2 separate regions of the Homo sapiens genome follow, and region 1 is linked to region 2. Evidence: read pairs that join two places in POLR2A ChIA-PET (ENCODE). Cell type or tissue: OCI-LY7. All regions are shown on one strand. Links, peaks and the distances in the headings refer to the core of each region. The heading gives the core; the rest is flanking DNA. Region 1 has its middle 13 kb from the start of CYRIA. Region 2 overlaps CYRIA (CYFIP related Rac1 interactor A).

Region 1 (8,341 bases), core at 302-8,301, 55 kb after region 2:
CCTGCCAGAGCTGCAGTAGTTTCTTGAAGACAGTCTTGGGCTCTTGAATATTTCACCTGTCTCATTAGTGTCACTCATGTAGGATGGCAGCTGCTTCCTCTGATAAACTCCATCAAACTGCTTCCCATCTGTTAGTGGGAGAGAAAATGGAAAATTTTAGAAAATCTGGTGTTTTTTATGTTTATATATATAAATGCTGTTAATTTTCTGATTTCTATGTTTCATCTATACGGTGAATCCACTTAATGTGGGTTTTCTTCTAGAAAGGAAAAAGGAATATTAACTTTTACTATACATAGTTAATCATTTCCAGCTCTTAGAATCTCAGAGGAGAAGGGGCTTTAGACATAATCTAAACCTATTTATTCATTTGACAGACAGAGAAACTGAGGCCCAGAGAGGGAAGATGATTTCCCAAAGTCATAAGGCAAGTAAGTGGCAGAGCTGGGATTCAAAACCACAGCAATCATGTGCTGCATCCAGGCTGGTGTTTTTGGGTCTCCCTGATACTGAACATTCACCCCACCTTCTGATATGAACACCAAAGTTTGCAGTGTGTTGCCTATCTAGGATGCTCGTCTTCTGTTTGAAAATTATCAAGTTCCTCCACAATTTCTCATGGATTCCATTGGCTTCCATTAAGTCTTGTCTCCAAGAAGGATGAGTGTATATGGTGTAAGGCCCTGGCCAAATATGTGGACAAGAATCAGAAACTGCCCTTCTAAACAGGCAGAGTGATCTAATGGGAAGAGCTCGTAGTCTTCAGCCCTGGGTGGTGGGAACAGCTCTACTTTGAATTCCTTGTATGATTTTGAGTGGGTCAGCAAACTTCTCTTGTCTCAATATCTTTATTTGTTCACTCTGGATAATAAATGCCTGCCCCGTCAACCTCATAAGAATGTTGAAAAAATCATATAAAGTGACAGAAGTGAAAGGACTGCGAAAAGCAAAACAAAAAATCATTATTACACCTAGCAGAAGAAACACAGCAGAATATGTTGGTTTTGTTTATTGCCAAAGTGACACGCGTACTAATTTGATGCTCATTTCCTGCAGGTGGTCAAGGGTTTTTTTTTGTTTTGTTTTGTTTTGCTTTTATTTTTTTCCAACCAAGTGTCACTGATGTTTGGAATACATTTTATGTTTTTACATATTTAGGTTGAGTAGAATTGACCCAGAGGGAAAAAGGGAGAAAGTTAGAAATAACAACAAATGTACCCAGATGTGAGTTTACTCAGGACATTATGAATACTTCAGTTTGACTGAAGTAATGGGAGATTTAGAGAGTGGCCATTATAGATAAATTTTCTAACTTTCTAAGGAGATTCTACTAGTTATTGAAGGTGATGGGGGAGTGTGTCAGTAACTAAAGTGTGATTTCAGCATGCATCTATTTCTTTTTTATTTTTTGTCTTGATCCAAGCACTGATAATCTAATTCACACTAAGGAGTAATGACTGAGAGGTGCTTACCTCATTCTAAGGGATACATTGACAAACATTAATGTAACAAACATCTATGTTCTTGTCACCCAGAATATTAACATTTTGTTATTTGTGCTTCAATGTTTCCTCTTAGGTAATAAGATTAATGTTCAACTGAAAATTGAAAATCAGTGCCAAGTCATTTCGGGCTCTTCTCTTTTTAGGGGCATCGAGAGGACTACATTTCCCTGCCACCTTTGCAGGGTCATGTGATCAGTTCTGACCATTGGTTTGTGGGCAGTCGTAAGTCACTGTTGGGTTGGAAGCCTTAATTGGCAATGTGGGCAATGTGAGCAATGTGAGATGCTTCAACAACTTGTACCCCTCCTGTAGCATGTTGGAGTTGTTATAACCATACTTAACCCAACTGACACATCTTCCAGCCCCATTGCCATTCTTCTCCTTATGGACACAACAACTATCATAAATTTCTTGGGAATCTTTCCATTCACACTATCTGCACATTCCTTAAACAGCTATATACACTTAATATATTGCATGGTTTTAAAGTTGATGTAAATGCTATCATATAATATTATGGTTCTTTTGTTTCTTCAACTCAATAGTTTGGGTTTTTAGAATGTTCCTTCATGATTACTACATGATTCTGTAGACTATGTACATATTCAGTTTTACCAGATATTGACAAATTCCTCTTTAAAATGGTTCTACCATTTTATTGCTCACAGTAACAATGCATCAGCTTATTGATGTCTCCACGTATTTTCCAATATTTCTGTTGTCAAATTTTCTGGTATTTTTTATTTGTGAGATGTAATTTTATTGTTTTCATTGACATTTTCTTAATTACTAATGAAAGACTGAAAACTGAGCATCTTTTCATATGTTTACTGATTTTTCAGTTTTTCTTTTCTGAAAAATATTTAAACCTATCCTTTGTAATTATGGCTATTGTATCTTTTATAATTTATAATTGAATAGTTTATTATTGTTTATGAAAGTCAGATATTATTTTCTGAATATTAATTAATCACTTACTATATGTGTTGCTAATTTATCTAATCTGTGGCTTTCTTTTTCACTTTGTGGCATCTTTTATCATATAGAAGGGCTTAATTTTGTTAAAGCCAATTTAAATCATTTTATAATTTCGGGTTTTTTTGTTTGTTTCTTCTTTAAGGAAGCTTTTTCTCACCAAAAGTCAAAAACATATTTTTTCAATGTTTACATCTAATGTTAAAGTTTATTTTTCACTTTGATACGTATAAAATATATTTGGGAAAATAGTATAAGAAAGGGATCTAATTATTTTCTTTTAGAAAAAGCCATTTGTGCCAACACCATCTTTTCCATTTTGTTTTCTAATACCTCTTCTAATGTAAACCAAGTTCACATCTATCCCTGTTTGCATACTACGTTGTTCTGATTAATCTATTTTTATAATACATCTTCATCTCTGATATTTAATGTGTCAACTTTTTTTTCCTGATTTTTATACTTAATCTTAGCCAAAAGGCTGAGAAGCGATTTTTTCCTGATTTTTATACAAATTTATTGGCTTTCTTTGGCATTTTCTCTTTGATATGGACTTTGATGTATATATATATATATATATTCTAAAGTCTGAATATATAATATATATATATTCACATGCAGTCATACATATATATTAATGTGTGTGTATATATAGACACTTCACATGAATACATACTGGCTTTTTGATGAGAATGTTTTAGTATTTTTGCAATTAACATAGGGTGAACCAACCTAGTTATGATATCTTATAGTTCCTTCTATGAACATAGTATTAATATATATTCTCATTTATTGTTTTTCTTTTAAATAATAATTTTTAGTAATTTTGTTTGTAACAGTATTGCTTATAATCTTTAGATTTATTTTAGGTACTCTGTAATTTTTATTGCTATTGTGAATGGATCATTTTGATATTGTGAATAAGAGAGTTTTAATTAGTTATTGCCAACATGTAAGAAGTTATTGATTTATATATTGTGATTTTATTTGCAGCAATCCTGATGAAATCTTTTATTGATTTTCAATATTTGTCTTTTTATTCTGTATAAATCAGAAGTTTGCAAATTATGACATTTGGATCAAATGTAGCCCACAACCTGTTTTTATAAATAAAGTTATATTGGAGCATAGCTAAATTAATTCACTTGTGTATGATCTATGGCTGTTTTTATGCTTCAGTGGCAGAGCTGAGTAGTTGTGATAGAGAATGTATGTCCTAAAAAGTCAAACATATTTACTTCTGGTTTTTCACAGATACAGTTTTTCAACCCTTGATATAGACCGTCACATTAATTACAGTTAAGTGTAGCTGTTACTTTGTCTTTCAAATTCTTATTCCTCTTAATTTATTTTTCTTATCTTATTACACAGGCTTAGATCTTCAGTACAGTGTTGAACAATGGTGCATATATCAATCACCCTTGCCTCATTTCTGAGTTTACTCAGAATATCTTTAGAATTTTACCTTTAGTTGTGGTAGTTCAATAAGTTTTTGGTAGCCACTCTTTATAAAATTAAGAACATCTTCTTTTATTTTGCGTTTTCTAAGGGTCCTTATCACAGATGATGGCAAATTTTATCTAACATTTTCTCTATATTTCCTATGGCTTTTCTCCTTTAATTTGTTTAATGTGATAAAATATACTGGTAGCATTTCTGCTGCTGAATTATTCTTGAAATCCTAAGAGAAACCCTAATTGAAGCTACTGATTTGAATTACTTTTACTTTTATTTAAGTTTTTGCAATCTCCAGGATTATTTATTGTTTCTCTTAATTGTTCTTCTGTGTCATCCATTTTCTTATATGGTTTATAATTTTGGCTATGAGGATATTTTCTATTAGAAACCCATGTGATTTGCTTTGGGTGACAGTTTCTCATTTGCATCACTGATGCTTTATGAGCTTAAGTGTACTGGACTAATCTTTATGTTAATTTATTTCTTTGGTGTCCTGGAAAACTCAACTAGCTTAGATTTGGAACCCTTCCTGTGTTTTGATTTTTTGCAGGTGTGTTTATTTTTATTCCCTGACCTAGGTGGATAAGAAGCTTCATTACAGCTTTCTTGGGTTAGATGGACAGTGATTTTCTACTTCTTTCCATTTTTTTTTTCTTTTTGAGACAGAGTCTCACTCTGTCTGTCACCCAGGCTGGAGTACAGTGGCACAATCTTGACTCACTGCAACCTCTGTCTCCTCGGTTCAGGTAATTCTCCTGCCTCAGCCTTCCGAGTAGCTGTGATTACAGGCGCATACCACCATACTCAGCTATTTTTTTTTTTAATTAGAGACGAGGTTTCACCATGTTGGAAGTCTGGTCTCTAACTCCTGGCCTTGAGTGATCCACTCACCTCAGCCTCCCAAAGTGCTGGGATTACAGGTGTGAGTCACTGCGCCCAGCTGGTGGGCAGTGATTTTTTTACAAACAACAATACCAGTGGCTGCAGAATCAATTCAGATCACTCAGTTTCAGCTGCCCACACACATGGGGCTCCTGGCTGAATTCCCCTCTCTGGGTGGCATTAATCCTTAGTGCCAGCTGTTAAGGCCTGTACCAGGTTCCAATTTCCCTGTAACACTTTTCAGTTTTAAATCTCACTTACCATTTTGAGATCCCCTCTAATTTTTTTCTCAATGTGGAATTTTCCTTTCTTGGTCTCAAATTAGGCTATGGATTTACAATTCCTAGCTGATTACTTTTTCCATTTTTAAGACGGCATGTCTACAGTGTTTTGAGTAAGGGGAGTGTTTTCCACATCAGCTCAGTTTGAATTACTTTTCAGAGGACATAAGGACGTATATATTCTGAAAGGAACACACAAAACCTTAGTAGAAAGGAAGATTCTTCTGCAGGCAGGCCAGACACTTTGTAGGTAAGTGCACAGGAAACACGGGGGTGAAGCTGGCTTATTTTTGACTCTCAAATAATTCCACATATTTAGCAAAGTGCCAACCCTTCCTGGTTACACAACTAACCCTTCCACTGCATCTTCTCTCCTTTCACTTCTGAAGTCACTAAAGGCTGTGACAAACTCTCCAGGATCAGCCCAGCTAATGCCTGCTTTGAGTGGTGCCCAGTTTGATTCCTAGGTACTGCCTCAGCCGGTAGTGTGTGCTTTGTGAAGTTCTCTGTCCATCCCTACAGGAAAACAGGATGTCTCCTCTTTGAGCTGTGGCTACAATTATTGTCCCAAATGTTCATGTCTTTAGAATTGATGTCCTCTTTTTCTCAATCTAGGTCAGTGCTTGGGCTTAATGACTTTAGCTAGAATATGCGATTGAAGTTAAAGACAGCTAAAGCTGTAAAAGACTGTTTTTCTGTCTCAAAATTTATAAACTTGAAAAAAGTTATCACTCTACTTTGACAACTTCAGGCTTTTAAGGATTTGGATTCCTTAGTCCACATTTAAAAAATTCGTTTAAGAAAATTATTCATATCCTGAGGTTACTAAGTGATGAAAATAACACTATATGAGTTCATTAGTCTCTAATATGATTTTTCCTCTCGTTTTATTACCCAATAAAGGAAGTTTTTTCAAATGATGTATTTGGGAGGCAGAAGAGAAGGAGTTATGATTGGTTTCTTCATGGCTATTATCAACCATAAGAGAAAAATTCAGCTAGTTTGCAATTTTCAAAGAAGTAGAGAGATTACTTTGTTAATGTCTATTCAGTTCATTTTCTATTTGAGGAATTGAAAATTTGAGTGTGGTTGCAGAGAAATGACTGAAGAAAGCTTAAATTGCAATATAGTGGCATTGCTTCATCTGCAGAGTTTCTTTGAAGTTGCTTGTAGTGAACGTGGGAATGTGAGTAGGAACAGTAGCCTTGCTTCCTGCAGTTGCACACTTATCCTAAATGAAGGCTTTTGGTAAAAATCACTATTATCATCAAAAAAGCATTTATGGTCTGTACATAGTTCTTTACAAAGGCTTAAAAAAGGCTCAATTAGAGATTATGCATGAATTTGTTGATGTTATTTAAGATAGACAAGAGTGATCATGTTAATCAGAGGACATACAGACACCTGAATAGGCAAGTAATTCACGAAAGAATTGTTGTATTAAAATTCTATAGGCCAAGGGGACATATTTGGGAAAAAAATCAGCACTGGAATGGGAGTCAGGAGACCTGGGTTTCAGTCCTGCTTTGATAGCACTCAGCCGAAGGAACTTGGGACTCAGCAACCTCCATGGGCTTCACTTTCCTCATACGACGTTAGACACAATTAGGAAGTCAGAAGGCAGTCGCTGAAGAAAAATTCCAGTGTGGTTTCTTTACATATGGGCAATAAAACAAACATGAGTCCCTGCCTTCCAGAAGCTCTGTTTGAGAAAAACAAGCCCATGGAAATGGTAGAAAGACTTCTGGTCAACTTTGCTAAACTGCTGCAGAATTAAGCAGAAGTTGAAGACAGGTTATCAGATATGGCTTCCAAAGGGAGGTACAGAAAAATGTATCTAGAAAGAAAGGCTGAATATGAACCGTAGAAAAAGTAATCCAGGTTGGATGATGGCATGTATAAAAGCCTGGGAGGCACTGACCCTGAGGAAGAGAAGTTTCCAGAAACCCATGAGAGTAGTTGTGCAAAGTCCCCTGTGGCCCCAGAGGACAGCAATAAGACTAGAGGTGGACACTACGGGGGGCCAGAGCCCAGCTAGACCCAAGGGAGACTGCACATGGCGTGCTCTTTGACTGGAAGGCAGTGTAGCTTTTTAAACCCTGAACTTGCCCTGACATGTCTTTGTAGCTTTCTGGCCCTGTTTTATTCTTTTTTTTTTTTTTTTTAATTATTATTATACTTCAAGTTTTAGGGTACATGTGCACCATGTGCAGGTTTGTTACATATGTATACGTGTGCCATATTGGTGTGCTGCACCCATTAACTAGTCATTTAGCATTAGGTATATCTCCTAATGCAATCTCTCCCCCCTCCCCCCACCCCACAACAGCCCCCAGTGTGTGATGTTCCCCTTCCTGTGTCCATGTGTTCTCGTTATTCATTTCCCACCTATGACTGAGAACATGTGGTGTTTGATTTTTTGTCCTTGCGATAGTTTGCTGAGAATGATGGTTTCCAGCTTCATCCATGTCCCTACAAAGAACATGAACTCATCATTTTTTATGGCTGCATAGTATTCCATGGTGTATATGTGCCACATTTTCTTAATCCAGTCTATCATTGTTGGACATTTGGGTTGGTTCCAAGTCTTTGCTATTGTGAGTAGTACTGCAATAAACATACGTGTGCATGTGTCTTTATAGCAGCATGATTTATAATCCTTTGGGTATATACCCAGTAATGGGATGGCTGGGTCAAATGGTATTTCTAGTTCTAGATCCCTGAGGAATCACCACACTGACTTCCACAATGATTGAACTTGTTTACAGTCCCACAAACAGTGTGAAAGTGTTCCTATTTCTCCACATCCTCTCCAGCACCTGTTGTTTCCTGACTTTTTAATGATCGCTATTCTAACTGGTGTGAGATGGTATCTCATTGTGGTTTTGATTTGCATTTCTTTGATGGACTGGCCCTGTTTCATTCTTGCACCATGATAGATTTGTATTCCGAGAACTTTACAAGGCCCTTTTTGGTTTTCTCTGATTTTGAGGAAAACTTTCTGTTAGAGCTACACAAATTGCTACACAATAGAGCTACAAAATAGAGCTACACAAATTTTGTTAGTGCCACACACTAACTACACAAATAGTGTGGCAGGGTGTCTGCTGTCACTGGACACACTCAAGCAGGGTTTCTTGGCAGCCTTGCAATGCTGTAGAAGGAGATAATTTCTACGCTGGGTCAGCTCCTTTCATGTCAAGGTTCTGTGGTTTTTTTAGTAAGCGGCAGAAAGAGTGG
Region 2 (8,341 bases), core at 265-8,264:
TGTGTGTGTGCATATATAGATATATATATATATACACACACACATATACATATTCTACCCCAAGAGTTCCACCCCAAGAGTTCCAAAGGGAAGGTAGCAGGGGAAATACAGTTTTCACTTAGAAGAAGCAGACTCAGGTCTCTGTAAAGCTGCATTTTACCACCAGAGAGCTATGGTGTAATCCATGCTGTTAAATCAGCGTTTCTGGATGATGAAGATGAATTCCTCCTCCTTTCTACTTCTTTTCTTGGTCCCCTTACCCTATTCTGCTCACTAACACCTCCATAGGGTCAGAGAAAAGATCAATTCAAATTAGTCAATTTGCTTCTTTTTAGTCGCTGTTGGGAACAAAGTGGGAGGATGAGGAGGTGGCTACTAATGGATTTTTGAAAAGCAGAGTTGAGGCATTATCTGAGCATGATGAGCAGGCTGGCTATTTCCTCCTCACCCATGACAGAGAAATGAATGTTGGCCCTTATTTATAGAGTGCAGTTCTGTACCTGAGCATCTCTCTTCCAGCTCGCAACTCCTACTCATCCTTCAATGCCCAAATCATATGGCTCCTTTTGGAGCCTTCCCTGACTTTCCTGGGCAGAGAACACATTTCATCCTCTGCATCCACATCACTTTGTTCATGTCTGGGTTCTTGTCTGCCATCTGCTTCTCTGTTGGCTGCTTTTGTCTTTGTCACGTGATTAGAAACTCCTTGAGGTGCTGACCTTGTCTGATTTGTCCTGATGTTCACGGCCCAACACAGGGTGTGACCATTGGTAGATACTCAGATATTACCTGTTTAATGAGTGCGTAATTTCTAAAAGAACACTCTGACTTTAGTATTCAGTGGAGAGAGGGTTAAGGAATGGATATTACTCATTCATTTTCTGATGGGAAGAAAATGTAACAAGACCTAAATCCCATCATTTCTACTAGAATAGTTTAAGTTTTTGCCAGCCAGTTCTAAGAGAAACAAAACTTATGTTCTAACCATTTCACAGCTATCTGTGTACTAAGACTGGGCATGAAATGACAAGTTTAGCATTCACTGCAGCATCAATGGTGGGAAGGGACATTGTATGCATCTGCTACCCACAGCCATCTCATTCAGTTGATCTGTGTGAACTTATTTTACAGCCAAGGAAACTATAATCTTATAATAATATATGAAAGAGGTATAAAATAAGCATTTTAAGGAACCAGGGTTTCAAATAAAATTAGGCTCTTTGCCTCTTAAAACTCCAATCCTAATAACTCATCCATTTTTGCTTAAAAACTGTGAGCAGTTCTAAGCTGTCCTCAAAACAGACTCAAACCACTTAGCTTGGTCTGAAAAATCCCTGATTCATACCCTCACCTCCCTCTCTAAGTGAGTCCCTTGGTCTCTCAGACTCACCTCTCCACATTCCACAGTCTCAGGAGGGAGGTGAAGGTGCACAGGATTCCCCGAGGCACAGTCCTTGCCTATGTGTCTCCATCTCCCGGCCTGGAAATTCCTAACACCCTTCCCTGAAGCATCTTAACCTCCTTGCTTGGTTCCTGCCTGGCTACATCTCATCTCCAGGACTGAGTGCAGACAACCTGCTCCCAAGAAGCTTCCATGGTTCCACCCCTCAATCTGGGTCAGGGACTCCTCCTCTGAGCTCCCCAAGCACCCATTCCTAATGCAACACTGATCAAAGTGTGTTGTCTAGCCATTAGTGCGTCTCCTGGTAAAACCAGAAGCAACTCAACTGCAGGGGCTGACCTAGTCCTCATTTATACCCAGTGCCTGGTACAGCACTCACATAGAAGAGGCACTCATATATCTGCTGAATGAATGATCCTCCTTCTACCCTGAAGGCGAGAAAGACCAATAGTCTATCATGTAAGTAAATTCCAAGAGAACAGGTAAAAGTGACCTGTGGGAGGTTCCAGTGGAAAATTCCTACTCTAGCAAATTGACTCTATGATGATCAAATTAAGACAACTGTTTACATCAACCTACTTTATCGATGCAACTTCCCCAAGAAACCTTGATAGCACCAGGCCATGGAGTCCTAAGAATGGGGCCCAGACTCATTAATCTACAGAGTCCCAGTAGCTAGGGCCCAGTAAAGATTTTTGAATGAATGACTAACACTGCATTGGGAAAGAGCTCTGGGGAAGAGAAAGGAAGGGTAGAAGAATCTCCAGAAAAGCCAGCCAGAACATAAACACCCAAGTCCTTTCTGCCCTCGCTTCATTCCACAGGCTCCTCATTCCTTCTGCTCCAATCCTACTGGTCACTCGAGACTGGGTAAAGCCCAAGTGCATTCCCCGATCAGAGATTTAGTTCTGGCTCTTCCTTCTAGCCTTGCTCCCTCACTTTCTCCAGATGCTGCCCAAATAATGCCTTATCCAGAGGTGTTCCCTGGCACTGTATATAAAACAGTAATGTCCATTTCCCTCAACTCTCTAGCTCTCTGACTTAGCTTTATTTTTTTCTGCTTTATTTTTTTCATAGCACCTAATACTACCAGATGTAATACATACATGTTTGCTACTTGTTGATGATCCCTTGATCCTACTTGAATGCAAGCTCCTTGAGAACAGGAACTTGGTTTTGTTCTGTCCTGTATCCCTAGCACCAAGATAGTGCGAGCCACCCACTGCATGGTTCATGTTCCATGAACATCTACTGACTGAATGGATGACTGGGTGAATGACTGCCTTAGAAAAGCTAACAGGCAAGGAAGAAAGCCCTGAATGAGCATGTGCTTGGACCCTGACTGTCTTGCTGAGTGCCAGGCCAGGATACCGGCCCCAAATCAATTGACCCTTACTCTTGGTCTTGGATGTAGGCTAGTCTGAAGGGAAAAAGCCACCGGGAGGGAATTAGTTTTCAGCTAATACCTCATGGGACAAAGGGCTAGGAAAGTAGTAGTTCTAACTTTGGGTATGGCAGAGAAAACCTTCCAATGGCCAGGCTGGAGAGGCAATCTGGCTAAAGTCCGGGTGAGAAAAGGCTTCTATGGATGAAGAGCTCTGAAATAAAAAGGCTGTTAACAGTTTCTCTCCTTTTTAAATCGTTGGGGCTTAACAGTATTTGTGGACAAGGCCTGTCCTAGATTTTAGGCACAAGGCTCAAATGAAATCCAGATATGGGATCAAAGCTATATTCAAGTAGCTCTAAAAAAGGGTAGGTAGGGAAAGGAGCTGGTATTTGCTGAGGTCTCCTGTAACAAGAAACCATGCTCATGCGTGATCTCACTTAATCCTCAACACCAGCTTATAACATGGAGTGTACTATCCCTACCTTACAGGTGGGGAAACAGAAGCTTGGGGATTTAAAATGGTGATTTAAGCAAAATCACTGAGCCAACACAGAGCACAGCTGAGATCTGAAGTCATGTGTGTCTAAGTCGCAAAACTGTTCTCCTTCCTCTGAATTATGCTATAGCTCAGAAACCACTCTAGAGAAAGAAACCACAAGAGGAAGAAAGGAAGCAGGCATGAGATAAACATGTTCCCCAAAGAATAAGAGTCTGGCATAAGAAACAAGTCTGGGATAAGACAATCCTGGGAATGCAAAACAAGCTTTAGATATCACCTGGTCTTACCTTCTGTCCTGTGCTTAGCTTCGTGAAATGCTTCTGGTTTTAGTTTTTCAGAAAAGTCAAGGTATCTAGCTGAAAAAGAGCTTCAAGACAGGATAGCAGAAGATAACACCAAAAACTAGTGCAAGAGTGAAGATGTGTGGCCATCTCAGTGTGTTGGCATTTTTTTCATGACTCCTGACCATGATTCCTTACACTGGGCCTGCGTAAGAGAGATGTGTTAATATACCACAATCCAGGCAGCTGAACGCTTGACCAAACTTTAGTCATCTAGGAGGAATGTCAGCCTACATCAGGTGCAACTCCAATGAAGACATTCTAGTAGATGTGGCCACATTCCTTGCACATAAGAAGGAAAGGATCCATAAGTGACTGGGAGGAGGGGAGAGAGACGAGCAATAAGCAGACAGAGACATTGCGTTGGTGGTCAGGAAAGCGGGTGATGAGAATGGTTAGCTGCAGCCTGTCTGCTGTAAGCGCCCTTGGATGAAACTTCATGAACTGAATTTGTTTCTAAAGATGTTGTAGCAGGTGGGATGCAAGTCCGTTCTCTGACATGGGATCTAAATTCCATCTCAGATTGGCTACCAAAGGACCTCTCCTCCTACTGTCTAAATCTAGTTGGCTAGCATGGGCAGAAAGGAACACTAAATGATTCTGCAAGGAAAAAGGAACCTAGATCTACAGCTCGACTCTGTTCTTCCCCTGCATGTAATTCTCAGCTACCCTCTTTCATTCCTTAACCCTCAAAAGCCTCAAGATAGCACAGATCCCACTCAGAATACAGCTATAGAACCCAGAGCCTTGAACCTTTTCCTTAATAGTTTCATGTCTTTCATAACATAAGCATGCATACGACATACTTCCTGCAGTATAATGATGGTTATCAGTGTGCTACACGTTATAACGAAAGTCAATTGTTTCTTACCTGGAAATATCTCCTGTGATTCAGTTTCACCAATCCAGGCTGATGGGATGAACCAGCTTAGCTGCTGTCTGGCCAAAGTAAGTTGGACTTCCCAAATCAGGACGGTGGCCTCCTAGAGTCCTGTAGCTTTTCTGTCCTTAAGATGGTGGTACCCTGCTAAAAAGGGAATGCAAGTCATGTTACTGTGAGAAGCAATTTCCTATTCTCCACTAGTCACAATGTATTTTTTAAGGAGAGCAGAGAGTCACAAGATCACAGATTATCAGGCCTGAAGGACATCTAAGAGATAGTCTTGTCTAATTCTTTCATTTTATAATTAGGGGATTGAGGCTCACAGAAGAAAGCAGCCTCACTCAGGGACTCAGCAGTTTGGGAGTTGAATCCACATTGGAACATGTCTCTGACTCTCTGGCCTTTGACATATTTTTTAAATGCAGCCACATGGTCAGGCTGACTTCTCAAACAAGTGGTCATTGACCTTGAATGGGAAGTCTTTTTATTTTTTATTTTTTGTTTAACACATTTTGAAAAAGGGAGGTGGCACTTTTTCCAGATTGCTGTTTTTGTAGTTTCACCCCTGGGAGCTAAATTAGTAAAACAGCCCACCTCAGGCATGTGGTTGGGATGGTTCTCCCTGTTTCTCATTAGAAAAATATTGTTATAAAATACCATGACCCATGAACACAGTGACACAGTGGGGAGTGAGCACTGCTCTTCAGTGAGAAGCATATGTGGGCCCAGGTCTCTCTCTCTCTCTCTCTTTCTGTCCACGTTTCAGAGAAACACAGCAACAGACATGAACTCTTTTTCCATGAGTATCATTTATTGCAGGGTTTTTTTCCTGGCTCCTGTGCATTTGAATGGCCACTCCTTTGTGCAGAAAACCAAATCATAGAAAATAGAGGGGAGCTTTCACTTATTAAGCAAATATCTGTCAGGCATACCATGAGAATTGTATAAATATACTTTCTTATTAATTTGTCCTCAAAAAATCCCAGTGAGATACCATTAATTCCATTTTTCCAAAGAGGTAGGAAACCAATCTTTCAAGAGCTAGGATGATCTACAGAGTCAAAAAGAGATACAATGCAGAAGCAGAAATAAACTCATGTCTCCTAAATCTACTTTTTGCTATCTAAACTGAACTATATAGTTTGTTACTAGGGCAAACACTAGAGTTGTCTGTTTTTTCCAATGTTTCAGCTCAAATGCATGAGACAGTTCTTTAAAGCTGAAACTGTGGTAAGGGCATGAAAGATTATTTTTATTAGATTCTCTTTCTGATGGGGGTGGGGGATGGTGGTGGGCTTGTGGGGGAAGTAGGGGTCTAAAGTCCAAGACTTCCTGCCAGGCTCCCAGCTGGGGCTCCCAGGCCCCCAGAGGCTGGGCTGGTTCTGGCTCTCAGCAGCAGGGGCAGCAGCAAGAGGGCACCTCAGGAAGTCACAATTATCAACGCTCCCTGGCTCAAGGCTTTGTTCCTGTTCTCAGACAACAAGGGACATGCCAGGAGAGATGGGGTGGGGGTGGAGAAAGAGGAAGAAAAAACAGGAAGTGAAGTGGGGGAGGAGGGAAGGAAATGATAGAGAAAACACAGCAACTCTGAAATGTCCTTGGCTTGATGAGAAAGTGATTTCTGAGTGGACGTTAGTGGAGCTGGGCCCTGCATTTTAGGAAACCGGATTGTGATGGTAACAGGGCAGGGCAAAGACGTTTACTTCCTCCAAACTCAGGGTTGGGGTCCACAAATTCCACTTCCCACCACCAAGCACCGCCTGGCACAGGGATGTTTTCCACACCTCAGGTGTAGACATGGAAGGTGGTGAATTTCCAAAGAAGGATTCTGGGGTAAGGCCCTGTTCCTCACCTTTTGACTGTGGCTGAGGGGCCAGGCGTGTCACAAAAGGATCTGGAAACAAGAGAAAAGCTCTCAAAGTGATCAGGTATCAGGGAGAGCTATCCCATCCTCACTGCTTTTTTTTTTTTTCTCAAATGTCCTCAGAATTGAACCCATTTTCAGTGTGCATGACTGGGATGGATTCACTCAGCTGGGTTCAGCACAAATGCTGCTATTTTCCACCACAAAACCAAGAGGGTCAGTCAGGCGGAACACCGGGTTTCCTCCTGATCATCATTCTAAGACACCTCCTGCTTGTCTTCCTGTCCATTTTGTTGACTCCATTTACTTACTGAGGCTTACAGAAATTCCCCAACTCCAAATGCACATTGTAAAGAATGACAGTCACCTGGTAACTTGAACAACCACACACAGAGATGACCCTAATAATAACTTAATAACCGAATACCACTTCTACTAATGCTAATACTATTCATAGACCCCTGATGGGCACCAAGGGGTAGAGAATGCAGAGCCCGTAAGCCATCACATACTGGTTCCCCTACTCCAGCGGGCCCCCTGTACTGGCTACGCATCTAAGAAGCTCACAAAAAATACAGACCCAATCCAGAGCAGCGGTCAGGAAACTTGTACGGTTAAAAATCTTCTGAGAGGGTTTTAGTGCCACCAACTTGGCTCTGATCCATGGACTAGCATTCAGTTAACACGGACCCCCACTCAGCTCTCACCCTCACCCCACCTTCTCCCACCTTACAGATGCAACCACAAAGGCTCGCCAAGGGCAGGGGCTCACTCCAGGTCCCACAGCTAATGGCCTCCCAGGGATCTGCCCCACTACTCCAAACCAAACATAGAACAACAAAAAGTCAGCATATGTTTGAGAGGACTCCAAGCCTTCTGAAGCAATTGCTGATGGTTTACTGTGTGAGTCACCCCGGGGCCAAGTGTCCATTAGGGAGAACAGAGAGCAAGGGGGGAAAGAAACTGAAAACTCTCATCTCGCATCTCCACAGGCAGCACAACCTCACATATCACCAGCAACACCAGCATGCATTTGCTCCCATCCAAGCAGCCACAGGCGGCCCAGGCTACTTCCACAGTGCTATGCCCTGTGCCTGGCCTGGTGGGGCTTCACACCACACAACACAATCAGGAGTTTGCCCTTCTGTAGCACCTGGCAGCCAGTGAAATGCTTTTCCATATCTTTTCATCTTTGCTCATTTTGAGAGCGGTACAAAGCTGAGGGGTAATCACCCCAGTTTATAAATGGAGAAGCCGAAATCAGAGACAGGAGGTGCCTTATCCAGAGTCTCAAAACAGAACTAGGGCCCGAAATAGGCATCTCCTGTCTTCCAGTCTAGCGACCTTTCCCCATGTCCTGTCCCACCCCACCCCATTCAGGGGAGGGCTAGGGAAGAGCTTCAAACGGCTGCTGCCTTCCCCTTCTGAATGGCTCTGGAAATAGAAAAGCAAGGCACAACAACTGAAGGGAAGGCAATATCCACTACGGGAGGCCGAAAGGGCCCCAAAGACTGTGTCCCCACCCTCCGGGGTGGGCAATCAAGGGACCCAAAGCCCAGGGTGGGGCATGCTTGTGCCCACAGTTCACCAGCAGCAGAGCTTAGACTGAGTCCCTCAATGCCAGAAGCACAGAGCAACACTGAGAAACCAGAAGGGGCAGGTGTTTGGATAATAAAAATAGCTAACACTGATCAAGTACTTACTGTGTGTTGGGCTTTGTTTAGCACTGTACATGTAGTGACTCCCTGAAACCTCATGGCAACCAAACTAGGTAGGCATTATTATTGTCCCCTTTTACAGAAGAGGTAACTGAGGCACAAAATGATTAAGTCACTTGTCCATGGGATTTAGCTTTTGAGTGATAGAGTCAAGGTGTGAACTTAAGCAGTCTGGCTCAAATTCTGCAAAGCCAAATAGTGGAAAGAAAGAGAATAAAGCAAATACACTAGGAACAGATGACACCTT

The links. Peaks named below come from ENCODE experiments on the same cell type or tissue, not always from the same donor. Only the 100,000 strongest peaks of a DNase experiment are listed, where the experiment ranks them.
Region 1: POLR2A ChIA-PET joins it to region 2 with 12 read pairs; 6 of 35 experiments call an interaction of 5 or more read pairs at or near these places.

Annotation. Positions count from the first base shown.
Region 1 is chr2:16,674,286-16,682,626 of GRCh38, forward strand. No RefSeq gene overlaps it. Among named protein-coding and RNA genes, the nearest start is that of CYRIA, 13 kb to the left of the region's middle. In OCI-LY7, for the core only: no CTCF peak of the experiment used is centred there; no DNase peak of the experiment used is centred there.
Region 2 is chr2:16,619,364-16,627,704 of GRCh38, forward strand. CYRIA (CYFIP related Rac1 interactor A) reads right to left here. Exons shown (of 12, transcript NM_030797.4): 2 at 4,501-4,656. Among named protein-coding and RNA genes, the nearest start is that of CYRIA, 42 kb to the right of the region's middle. In OCI-LY7, for the core only: a CTCF peak has its summit at 5,929; DNase peaks (open chromatin) are centred at 3,368, 6,008, 6,598, 8,038 and 1 weaker place; H3K4me3 peaks cover 5,332 bases; H3K27ac peaks cover 5,835 bases.